Regions from separate parts of the Homo sapiens genome. Here all the other regions are linked to region 1. Evidence: chromatin contacts called from ENCODE Hi-C or POLR2A ChIA-PET data. All regions are on one chromosome and are shown on one strand. The core of a region is the stretch at or near the end of the contact, and the rest is flanking DNA. Distances in the headings are between cores, read along the strand shown.

Region 1 (3,836 bases), core at 415-2,914:
ATCGAGACCCTGTCTTTACAAAAAATTAAAAAATGTGCCAGGTGTGGTGGTGTGCCTCTGTATTCCCAGCTACTCAGGAGGACAAGGCAGGAGGACTGCTTCAGCCCAAGAGTTGGAGACTGCAGTGAGCCATCGTCACGCCACTGCACTCCAGCCTGGGTGACAGAGAGAGACCCTGTCTCAAAATAAAAAAAAAAAAAGGCAAAAGGTAATCACATTTAATATACTTGAGTTCCAACCTGTGGACGGACCCTGTGTGAAGTACTTTAAATGCATCATCTCATTTAATCTTCACAACAGTTCAATGAAGTCAGTTTTGTCATTGTCAACTAATGAGGAAACCAGAGGCCAGAGAAGGGAAGTGACTTGCCCTAACTTACACAGTTTATCGCTTTAAGACTCAAACCAGGTTTCTCAGACTCCAAAGTCCCTTCGAGAGCCTGCTGGTTCCCTTCTCTGTTCCCCTCCCAATCCAGCTCAGAGCTTCACCCTTCCCCAAGGAAATCTGAGACCTGGATGTGGAGTAGAAAAAGGAAGTGGCAGAAAAGGAAGAAGATAACTGATACTTGGGGAAAACTATTAGTCCTGGGCATGAGATGTGGGCCACCTACCCGCAGGGGGAGTGACCAAGAGTGAGGAGAGTTTGAGGACCAGAGAATCCCACAGGAAGGGGGAGAGCAAATTCCATATTCATCTAAACTTCACAGGCAGTGTGACAGCCAAGGGAAGGGGTGTGACGGTGGCGTTGGGGGCCTGAGCAAAAGCGAGGAGAGGGCGGGAAAGGACGGACCGGCGGGAGCGACAGGACAGCGCGACCCAGGCAAAGGGTAGGAGGCAGCCCCGGAAGAGAGGACCTGCGGGAGACGCGACCCAAGCGGCGCTTCGGGGCCTCCCGCGTAGTTGGCTAGCTTCTGGGCCGGCCCCAGGAGCCGGGCTTCAGGAGAAAGAGAAGGGTAGAGGGATTCACTGCCCGACCTAAAGGGCCCAAGCCTGAACCCGAGACCAGAAACTATCAAGACGGGCTCCAAAACTCCGGGACAGTTGTCAAGCAGCAGGTGGGGAAACTGAGGCCTGAAGTGACCGGGACTGCGGGGTCATCTGACCGATAAGGCCTGGTAGGACCGATGTCTCGAGCTCCAAGAGCTGCCCCTGGGGGTCGCCACGTCTGGGCCCCGGGTGCGAGGGCTCGGGGTTTTGAGCCGGGGTCCTGGGGCCCCTGGGGGGAGGGGCAGAACCCGGATGTGGGGGGGGGTCAGCGGAAGAGGGACCCGGATGTGGGGGCGCCGCACAGTCCTGACCCGGGCCAGACAACCCCGGTAAGCGTACAGCCCTGTATTCGGGATCGAGGCTGCGCTGGACGGCGCGGGCGGGGCTCACTCACTATTCGGGGTTCATGGCGGCGGCGGCGGCCCGCTCGGTCGCTCCCAGTCGACTCTGCTCCGCCTCCCGTTCCAAGATGGTGGCCGCTCCGCCCCAGAGGCCCCGCCCGCGACGCGCAGGCGCAAACGTCTTCTTCTCAGGCCTCGCCGCGCTGATTCCCGGAACTTGTAGTCTAAGACGTTCTCCAACTCAGCCCCGCTGCGCAGGCGTAGTCGGGGAGCCCGCGCCTCCGCGCCCACTCCCATCACTGCTGGCGCATTGCCTTCTGGGGCTTGTAGTTTGCACTCCGGACGCACTCAGGCTTGAGGACAGTGCTGGAAAGCCTGACCGCGACTCGGTGTTTAGAAAGCTCAATTTAGGGCTGGGCTTGGCACGTTTCACATCTGTCTGACGGAGGTAGTCATCCTTGCCCTCCCAATACCCACGTTGTGAACATTAAATGAGAATGTGGGTTCTAGTAAGACTAATAAAAGTACATTTGTCCAGGGTTCTTCGTGTACTGGGCAGTCCTAACTCGCAGCCGCGCGTCATCACCCGCATTTCATAGATGAAAAAACTGAGTCTCGGGAAACTCACTCAAGGTCAAAAACTTTGTGAGGAGCAGAGCTCATAAGAGCCCGCGGTCTCCAGAACCCCACAAGTGAGTGTTTTAGGGAAAGCCTGACTTGTGGGCCCCTCACGCAATTCCGGGGTGGGGCACAATATCTGGGCCCAGCTGCGCGGACAGCGGTTGAGCGAGACACACTGTCCCCCACTCACGCACGACCCTTCCCGGCTCCACCCCAGTCTAGAGACGCTGGGGGCCCCCGACCTCCGTCTCAAAACAAGCCCAGCTCAGATTTAAACCGTCTTTATTTCTACAGCAACATCTGAAAATATGAGAGCAGCCGCCTCACCCGCAACAGGGGGAGCCCCTCCTGCCACCAGGGGACCGTCGCCGCCCCTCGCGAGAAGCTGCAGGCGTGGGGGGAGGCGAGGCAGGATGGCTCGGTGGGCGGTGCCCGGGGCGGGGTCGGCCGTGCCTGGGCGGGGCCGGGTGGGAGGGGCAGTGCATAAGGCCGGGATGCGGGGCAGGGCCCGGCGGTGGGAGGACGGACTAAGGGGAGGTCCCCGTCCTGGGCCACGGGGCGATGGCGCGGGTAGGACGCATCCCTCAGAGGCCAGGAGGAGCGCGAGAAGGTCCCAGGACCCCCTTGGGAGGCGCCGCTCCCGAGAATGTAGAGCCTGGGAGATACCACCGCACGGAATGGGGGTGATTAAGGCCTGGGCGGTACCACTAGAAGAGGGACGAGGGGAGGCCCGGGTAGTACCGTGGACTGAAGGGAGGCGCGCGGCCAATAACTTATTTCTCTATATACAGAAGCAACGGCCGGGTTGAGTCGGGAGGGAGGGCGAGGGTGCCGAAGGGCCGGCGAGTGCTTAGTGTTCTTGGCTCTGGGGTCTGGGGAGGCCAGGCCACTGAGTCTATGGTGGAGACTCCAGCCGGCACCTCCTGCTGGCCCGAACCTAGGGAAGAGGGCCCTGCTGGAAGGAATAAATAAGGGATGGAGCTGGAGTGGGCAGGCCCAGCCTCCAGGGCTCAGGCTGAGATGACAAGGGAGAAGGTTACCCTGAGATTGAACAGAAAAGACAGGGGCTGTGGGAGAGACAGGCGGGACAAGCAGCAGGCCCATGCGCAGGGCTGGGGTGAGGGGGGTGTGCCAGGTGGGCGCTCTGGTGACTGGCTGCCCCTTCAGCATTAGCCCACCAGGGAGCTTCGTCGGGAGAGGTCCATGGAGCTGGAGCTGAGAGTGCGGCTGTCAGAGAGACCTGTGCCTCCAGGCTGTGGGCAGAGGGGGCAGGTGGCTCAGCCCTGTGCTGCTGCCAGTCTGTGCCTCCCTGGCCTGAAGGGGTCTGACCTGGCAGAGGCAGCCGGAATCCCTGAGCTGGGCAGAGGCAATGGCAGTTCTGACCCAAGGCCACACCCTGGTGCCCTGACACTCCCGTCCATCTCCACAGTGACGGTGTTAGCACTGGCCGTTTACACGTCCACCCCCAGGAGAGGCTGGGTTCCCCTCGTGTCTCCCCGTTGTCCAGCCCAAAGTAGGCCTGAGACAGAGCCAGGAACTGTTGCTGGATGAAGAGGCATGCTGGAGGGAAGCTTGGCAGCACGCATGCAGCCCCGGCCGCAGCTGCCCAGTGCCCAGACACCCGCCTGCCCCTACCTGGGTCGGCTCTTCCACGCTCTTGTTGAGGAAGTTGAGGGAACTGGCCCGCTTCATCCTGAGGGAAAAGGACAGCCTGGGATTTGCCCAAGGAGGAACTCACGGGAGATGGGGGCAGGGAGAAGGGTGGGGCTGGGGAGGGAACAGACTGGTGGGTGGTGGAGCCTGAGAGGGATGGGGAGGTTGCCTGGGGTCAGTGGGGCACACTCTGGGTCAGGAGCTCATCCGGGGTTGCTGGGTGGTTCTTGAGGC
Region 2 (3,836 bases), core at 1-2,500, 1.3 Mb before region 1:
CGCGCCCGGCCATTAGTAAGCATTTTGTTTAGCAGGTACTGGATGGAAGCATTTTACATCCAAAATCCCATTTCATCCTCATAAGAACTCTGATAGGAACGATTTTCTCTGTTTCACAGAGGAGAAAACTGAGGCTTGGAGCAAAAGGAGCTTATGGAAGGTCTCACAGTCAAAAGCAGCAGGTCCAATTTGAGCCCAGGTCTGTCGGTGGCCAAACCCACAGCTGCATCACGGCACCACACAGCCCCACAAGCCGAGTGTGGCAGCTTGGCCCTTTCCCGGCCTGGCTCCCCTGCTGGACCAAAACTTGGGTAGGCCAGGGGCCTTTTATATTCCTACCTCGGCCGAAGAGGCGAAATGTGTTTACTGATGGGAAAGAAATGCCTCCTTAACACACAGGTGATGGAGGGGCTCACTTAGGATGAAATGAGGAGCCCCACGACCCAGTGGAGAGCGCACCAGCTGAGGGCGACGGGATTCCCATCCTTTTAAGAGCACTTTTCAGCCACTTCAGGGCGCAGAGCAGTGGACGGGAAATCAGGAGGTGCGCATCCCTAAATGGGGCAATGACCCCTTCACGCCCTACAAGGCTGTGACAAGGAGAGAATGAAAGACTAGGGGTCTTCACAACCTGCAAAACTTCCGCCAGGCCGAGGACTGTAAAACAAGGGAAGCCAGCAAGTCAGAGGGTCAAGGGAGTCGGCCCCGCGTTGGGACCCGTTCCCCTACTTCAACCAGGCCGGAGCGGGGGCCTTCCCGCCTGGCCTGGGGAGAAGGGCTCTCCAGAGGCCACTACAGACCCCAGGGACTGCTCGTGCACGGGCGCGGCCGCGACACCCGGCCCCAAACACCCGTGGCCCCAGCCAGGCTGGGCCTCACCGTGTCGCCGCTGAAACGCACAGATACCCGCGCGGGAAGCGACCAGCCGAGCAGCCGCCGTGTTGCCAGCATCGCGGCGGGCCAGATGGGTCACCTCACGCTGTCACCTTCATAGCACTGAGGCTGAGGAACTGGCGCGATAGAGACGCTAGGTGGCGCGCAGGAAAGACGTCACGCGCCCGACGCCAGCGCCGCGCACCGGTATCGCTGCGCCCCTTCAACTTCGCCAGCGGCCCCGCCTCCTCGGGGGAGGACTGAGAGGCCAGTGCCTTGGCGCCGGGGCTTCTGGGAGATGTGGTCCCACCGGCCTGGGGTCCGCCTTCCTCCCTCCACCGGGCTGGCATTTAGCGGTGGCTGTCCCCACCGCTCGCTCTTTCGCTCCCTCCTTAGCTCGCCGGCTCCCAGCCTTTGATGCCACAAGTAAACAAACCTCGCATGTCGCCTTCTGCTGGGTCCTGGTGTGTTCCACTTTCTATAGATTCGGCGTTTAGTGTGCACCTGCGGTATGCATCGGTGTATCATGGGAGGAGTGAAAAGTCAGGCAGGTCATAGCCCGATCCTCATGACTACGTTGCAATTATTCTGCCCAGTGCGAGCCCTGCCAGACTGTGGGCTTCCCCACCCCGGGCGTCCGTGTGCTCGAGGAAGGATTGCAGACTCCAAGGCAGGGGGTTGTTCGCGGAGTTCTTCCCAGAGGGCCTGTCACGGAATCCTAGGCTGGGGTGAGGCAGAGAGGATGCAGATGGTCAGTGCACGGCACAAACTCTTGCTGGCGCCGCTGAGTTCTCTCAGCTCTTGTCAGGAGAGTCCAGCACTTTCTGCTTCTGCCCAAAATCCTGGCATGGTCCCTGCTGCTTTTGGAATCAGCCACTGGTCCAGGATTTAAGGGCTCTGCGACCCCGTCCTTCGCCAGGGTCATCACGCCCAGGCCACTGCTGTGAACCCCACCCCCGTCCCCCAAGACCCCTTTCTGCCGTCATTAGACTTTAGGGCGTTTGTGTGGCTGTCCCCCTCCCTCGGTTTTCCCCTGACCTGAGGAGGTCCCTCTGTCCTTTGCCTTCCCAGGAGGTCTTGGAAGCCTGATGAACTCGTCTTTTTCAGTTTCCTGGAACCCTCTGCTGTGGTCCTCGTGATAAGAGTGACCTTTTTGGCCTGCTCTCCCCAGCTCTTTTCCAGTCCTCATGGTGAGGAACCATCTCTGTTCTTTTGTGCTGTAATCATCCTTCCTGATCTCTCTAAAACGTGCTGTTTACAAAACTCCTTTGCAGCTATTTTCTCACATACCCCACAGCAGCCCCACAAGGTGTTCACTCCATTTTGTCCACGAAAAAACTGAGGCTCAGGGGGATTTTGTCCTTTGTCTGTGGGCATGAAGCTGCTGAGTGGTGGAGCTGGACTGGAATCTAGGCCTTTCTTCCTTTCCACAGTGCCCCGCACACAGCAAACCCACAGAACAACTGACACGCATGTGACAGTCACTGTGGACGTCAGTGACATTCCCAAGAGAGGCACCAAGAAATCTCTTCCCTGTCTGAGGTTTCCCAGACAGATAGAGTAGTATCAGGCCCAGAGCCCAGGAGTCCTGGCTGCCAGCCGCAGGCCCCCTCTCTTGGTCAGGGAAAGAGGTTGCCTAGGCAAAGCTGGGGATTACACAGCTAATCCGGGCTCAGACCTGAGTCCTCGGATCCCTCCCTTTGGGGCAGAAGAAGGGGGGCAGGTCAGAGCCAGCCCAGCGGGTGGATTCCTTCCTCATCTGTCTCTAACTGGGTCAAAGGAATACAGGCTGAGGGAGATGCAGGTTGGGGATGCTGGGGACAGGAGATGCTGGGCATGAGGGGGGATGGAAAACGGAGAGTGAGGGAAGGATCCTCTGTTCATTCAGTGCCAGGCTCTGGGCCAAGCACTTGCCATGTGTTACCTCCTTAATCCTCCAAAACTCCAGCCTCAGGAATGATGAGCCCTGTTTTCAGAAGCAGGGTATCAGCATTGCTGAGTGGCCTGCCCAGGATGACACAACTGCCAGAACTCGGCCTGAGGTCTCCTAACAACAAATCCCCCACTGGTCCCCACCCACTGGAGCACCTACTTGCCAGGCTTCTCAAGCGAAGAAGGAGATCCACTCTGATGTCATCTCCCAGGAGCCTTCTCTGCAGCATCTCAGGTCCTGGCTCTCACCTCCTCAGCACCCATCCCATCCTGTGTCACTCTGTATATCAGCCTCCCCAGCCAGCCTCCAGGCCACAAGCCAAGAGGTATCAAGGGCTCCTCCCTGTCCCACTGGCCCCACATCCACTGTGTCTATCTGGTCAACTTTACCTTCCAAACATTCCCTGCACAGTGATAGATGGCTGTGGCCCTGTCATCTCTCACCTGAAATTAACAATGTATCCTTGGGGCCTCCCACCCTCACATCTTGGCTCCTCCAGCCCCTTCTCTGCAAACATGGAACAGTGGGATTATTATAAATCTCAGACCCGTTTTGCCCCTTTCCTGCCTGAGAGTTTTTGTGGTTCCCCACTGCCCTCAGAACAAAGCTCAAGACCCTTTGGCCTGGCATTCAAGGTCCTTTGTGCTGCCACCTGTCAACCTCCCCAGTTCCAGCTCCTTTGGCTTTGCCCATACAAGCTGGATCTGCACCAGAGGATCTGTCTTCCTCCCAACTTGGCCCTAGTCCTCCTAGGAGCCCTTTGGACGTCACCTCCCCCAGGAAGCTTTCTGCAACCACCCTACAACCGTCCCTATAAACTTTATAAAACCAATTAGTGTGGGGAAAAGCAAGAGAGATCAGATTGTTACTGTGTCTGTGTAGAAAGAAGTAGACATAGGAGACTCCATTTTGTTATGTACTAAGAAAAATTCTTCTGCCTTGAGATTCTGTGACCTTACCCCCAACCCCGTGCTCTCTGAAACATGTGCTGTGTCAACTCAGAGTTGAATGGATTAAGGGCGGTGCAAGA
Region 3 (3,836 bases), core at 510-3,009, 1.1 Mb after region 1:
AAAAGCAGGATAGATCCCGGCTGGAGACCACACAAGGAAATCATCAGCACCTGGGTCAGGGGCTGGACTGGAGCAGAGGAAATCATGCAGGAAAAGTAAAGAGAAGGACATCAGGTAAAGAGAAGAGGACACATGCATAGCCAGAGAGAAAAGAGGAGCAGAGGCATGTGGATCACAGAAGCTTAGGGAGGAGACTTTCAAGAAGGGGAGAGAGGTTGAGTCAAGCAAGGGCTGAAAGCCAACCATTGGATGCAGTCACTAGAAAGTTACAGATAGGCAAGGTGTTGTGGCTCACGCCTGTAATCCCAACACCTTGTGGGGCTGAGGTGGGAGGATCGCTTGAGCCCGGGAGGTCGAGGCTGCAATGAGCCCTGATGGCGCCAATGCACTCCAGCCTGGGCGACAGAGCAAGACCCTGTCGCAAAAATTAATAAATAAATAAATAAAAAGAAAAGGGGGAAAAAAAGTTATACGTGGCCTTACGGGGAAGCCAACTCTGACTGGTTATAAGCTGAAACTGTCAAGTCAACAGGTGGCAGGGAAGATGGCTGAGACCAACAGCACAGAGATTTAGAGGCAGACAGACCTGGCGCCAATCCTAGGACAGGTTTTGGTAAGCCTTTGAATTTCAATTGCCCCACGTTTCGGGGGAGGGGGTAGCACCCCCTAGCTCATAAACCTTAGTGATTGATGATTAAATGAGATGACGGAGGAAAACGCAAGGCACAAAGTGGATGCATTAGCTCCATTTTGTTAATCAGCAGGCTTAGTTGGCTGCGACCCAGACACGAACTAAAATACAGTGCAGCCCAGGACCAGTGGGGGTCTTGCTTATGGCTCAGAGCTGAACAACACATGGGCAGCAAAATCAGACACTGAGATGCGGGCAGGCCTGCGACGCTGAAGTCAATTCCTTTGAACAAACAGAACACTTCCGTCCCAAGATTAGCAGGAATTAATCTCCCAGTCTCGGGTACACCTGGTTGTCCCTCCCTGTCCTGGCGCGGCAAACGTTCCCGGAGGCCAGCCAGGGATCACTCGCCCAAGGACTGAGCTTTCCCTACTCTCAGCCAACTGGAGCGGGACCAGGGCCTAGGCAACGCAGCTGTCCGCCCCTAACAACCACTCACCTGCTTTCCCCTTTCTATAGGCCAGCAAAGGTACATTCTTTTTCTTATTGGGCCGCGTAACTTATCGCAACCAATCAGTGGCAGCCACGGGACCCAACTCACTCCCACACAACTTGTGGGGGTGATCATGGAGAAGACAAATTTTTGTTTTCCGCATCCAGTTCTCTCAGAGAGCACCGTATTTGTCAAACTGTTGTGACTCTCCCTAAATGTTTAAGAAAACATTTCATTCCCCTCAGGCTTGTATAGTCTGTCCCTGGCCTACTCCCCGCTCCAGGTGGTACAGCCCGCAAGCGGCTCCCCTTCCCAGCTGCTCGCGGGGCCGAGTCCCCCAGTCCGAGGAGGCCACTCAGCGCAGGAGCCATACCATCTGTGACTAATAAATAATAGGGGGACCTCCGACTCCCCCCTGTTGCCTTATTACCTTCCGACCACCTCTCGGACCTCTTGCCCAGCCCTTCCCCGTAGACATCACCCCAGATACGGTGGTGACACCATTGCTATGGGCCCACGTAGGGCGCAGTGCGAGCCAGGGCAGGACGCACTTGGTACGACCCACGCCGCGCCCCGCGCCGCCGGAAGTGAGGTGTCTGACCCCCGAAGTTCCGGTTCGCAGGGGGTGGGGAGTGTTGTTAACCGGAGGGGCAGCCGCAGTCGCGCGGATTGAGCGGGCTCGCGGCGCTGGGTTCCTGGTGAGTGGGGCGAAGTCTGGCCCGAGTTGTGGTTGGGGTCGGGACCCGAACCTTCCCCTTGAGGTCTCCGGAGTCGGCACGCCCCTCAGCCCCGCCGCACGCTTTCGGCCTGTCAGCTGGCCGGAGACCTCAGACGCCGGTGCGGCCGCTTTGCTCAAGCCTGGGCCCTGCCTGCGACGCCCGCAACTCCTGGTGCTCACAGGTGCGCGGCCGCGAGGGCGACCCGGCTCCTCCCGTCCCGCTGCTGCTCTCTCCCGTCCCGCTGTTTTTGTGGTGCTCTGAGTTGACACTACTCCGGGGGTCGGGGGACCCCAGGATTCCAGGCTGACGTTCCCCGCCCGCTCCCGCAGGGCGGGCGTCCGAACTGCCCACCCTAACACAGCTGTCACCGGCGCTGTCGCCTGCCCAGCCTGCTATCCTCTGTGCCTTGGCTGCTCTCAGCCCTGGCTGCGCATTCCCGCCCCTGGAGCAGATTTCTGCTGTTGCCTCCCACCCCATCTTCTCCACCGGAGGGTCAGCGGTGCAGCTCCCCCTCCTCCAACATTGCAGCTTTTCCTCATCACCTCCCTAGAGGAGGCGGCTTGGCAGGCAGCGTGGAAAGAGCCCTAGATTTGAAGCAAGACTGACCCAGGTTCCAGGCCTTGCGTCAGTGTGATCACTTAACCCCTTCGAGTCTAATTTGTAAAATGGGGTAGCGTAAGCTATTCTTTGTCTGATGATTTCGAGGGCGAAATGTGATTTCCCCCCCACTTTCTCCTATGAATTGAGGCTGTGCCAGGCACCGGGCTATTTTGCACAGCACGAGCATCACATAAGTTATTTTCTTGCCCCATGCAGGTCTCCGGGCCAGGGCAATGTTCCGCACGGCAGTGATGATGGCGGCCAGCCTGGCGCTGACCGGGGCTGTGGTGGCTCACGCCTACTACCTCAAACACCAGTTCTACCCCACTGTGGTGTACCTGACCAAGTCCAGCCCCAGCATGGCAGTGAGTTCAGGGCTCAGGGAGGGAGGAACTCCCTGGGAGGGAAGGAGGAGTCTGCCTGGGCAAGGGGCGGGGCTAGAGGTCAGGTAAGTAGGGAAGTAGCCGCCAGCTGCCTAACTTTGAATAAACTGTGATGAGGATGTGGAGGATCCTGCATGATGAGTCCCAAGGAGAGGAAAGCAGAAAGTGACCTCAAACCACAGCCTCTCCCCACTCCTAGGTCCTGTACATCCAGGCCTTTGTCCTTGTCTTCCTTCTGGGCAAGGTGATGGGCAAGGTGTTCTTTGGGCAACTGAGGGCAGCAGAGATGGAGGTAAGATGTCGGCTGCCCCAAAGGTGAGGGCAGGGTGCTGGGAAAGAATGTTTGGTATCCACATTATTCCCTGCCTGGCCCCCAGCACCTTCTGGAACGTTCCTGGTACGCCGTCACAGAGACTTGTCTGGCCTTCACCGTTTTTCGGGATGACTTCAGCCCCCGCTTTGTTGCACTCTTCACTCTTCTTCTCTTCCTCAAATGTTTCCACTGGCTGGCTGAGGACCGTGTGGACTTTGTGAGTCAAGGCAGGGAGTTCTGGAGCAGGTGGAAGCCAGGGAGTAGCCAGCGGGCAGGCTTAAGGAGCAGGGAGGGCTAGGTTGAGGGTGTGGGGTGAGCCCCAGGCCTCCTGACAGGCCTCTTCTGTGCTCTGCCTCAGATGGAACGCAGCCCCAACATCTCCTGGCTCTTTCACTGCCGCATTGTCTGTGAGTGAGATTCAGGGGAGGGGAAGGGAGGACTGGAACGTGAACCGTGGACCTGTACTCCAGAGCACAGGCTACCCCCCACAGCTGTACAGGAAAGATAATTTAGGAAGTTAATTTGCATAGTCTCTGTGCTGTTCCACTCTAGGGCTTCTCAACTGCCTGGGCCCTCAGCCCTTTGCCTTCTCACCTGCAGCCTGGGCAGCCCCAACAACTCCCCCTCCCCCAGGAAGTTCCCAGAGGGCCAGGTTCAGTGGAGTGTGCCCACCTGACTAGATCGCTGGGGCCATGGT

Evidence for each region. Hi-C counts contacts between places; a loop is a spot of excess contacts on that map. ChIA-PET counts read pairs that join two places held with the same protein, here RNA polymerase II (POLR2A). Pooled maps may share reads with other maps.
Region 2: a pooled map shows a loop between it and region 1 (5-fold over the local background). The contact joins the promoter of NDUFV1-DT here to the promoter of KLC2-AS2 in region 1. A Hi-C loop is called at or near these places in 5 of 50 pooled maps. POLR2A ChIA-PET finds 5 or more read pairs at or near these places in 2 of 52 experiments (PC-9 and activated B cell).
Region 3: a loop to region 1 is called in a pooled map, with 26 times the contacts of the local background. The contact joins the promoter of SYVN1 here to the promoter of KLC2-AS2 in region 1. A Hi-C loop is called at or near these places in 7 of 50 pooled maps. POLR2A ChIA-PET finds 5 or more read pairs at or near these places in 2 of 52 experiments (B cell and activated B cell).

What each region holds. Positions count from the first base shown.
Region 1 is chr11:66,266,239-66,270,074 of GRCh38, reverse strand. KLC2-AS2 (KLC2 antisense RNA 2) reads left to right here and starts at 1,664. Exons shown (of 3, transcript NR_186342.1): 1 at 1,664-1,776; 2 at 1,867-2,020; 3 at 2,244-2,526. It overlaps KLC2 (kinesin light chain 2), which reads right to left. Exons shown (of 16, transcript NM_001318734.2): 15 at 3,585-3,642; 16 at 2,215-3,202. The coding sequence ends at 3,119. RAB1B (RAB1B, member RAS oncogene family) reads right to left here and starts at 1,436. Exons shown (of 6, transcript NM_030981.3): 1 at 1,382-1,436. The coding sequence starts at 1,395. RefSeq lists enhancers at 336-1,217, 1,378-1,707, 1,828-1,877, 2,178-2,227, 2,984-3,836 and silencers at 2,338-2,657, 2,678-2,727.
Region 2 is chr11:67,604,120-67,607,955 of GRCh38, reverse strand. It overlaps NDUFV1-DT (NDUFV1 divergent transcript), which reads left to right and starts at 1,250. Exons shown (of 3, transcript NR_130935.1): 1 at 1,250-1,337; 2 at 1,945-2,063; 3 at 2,853-3,836. It overlaps NDUFV1 (NADH:ubiquinone oxidoreductase core subunit V1), which reads right to left and starts at 1,020. Exons shown (of 10, transcript NM_007103.4): 1 at 880-1,020. The coding sequence starts at 951. RefSeq lists enhancers at 942-1,071, 1,452-1,511, 2,411-3,096, 3,783-3,836.
Region 3 is chr11:65,132,442-65,136,277 of GRCh38, reverse strand. SYVN1 (synoviolin 1) reads left to right here and starts at 1,759. Exons shown (of 16, transcript NM_172230.3): 1 at 1,759-1,822; 2 at 2,660-2,808; 3 at 3,026-3,118; 4 at 3,204-3,356; 5 at 3,498-3,546. The coding sequence starts at 2,677. RefSeq lists silencers at 1,080-1,263, 2,980-3,156 and enhancers at 1,249-1,758, 1,117-2,020, 2,309-2,378.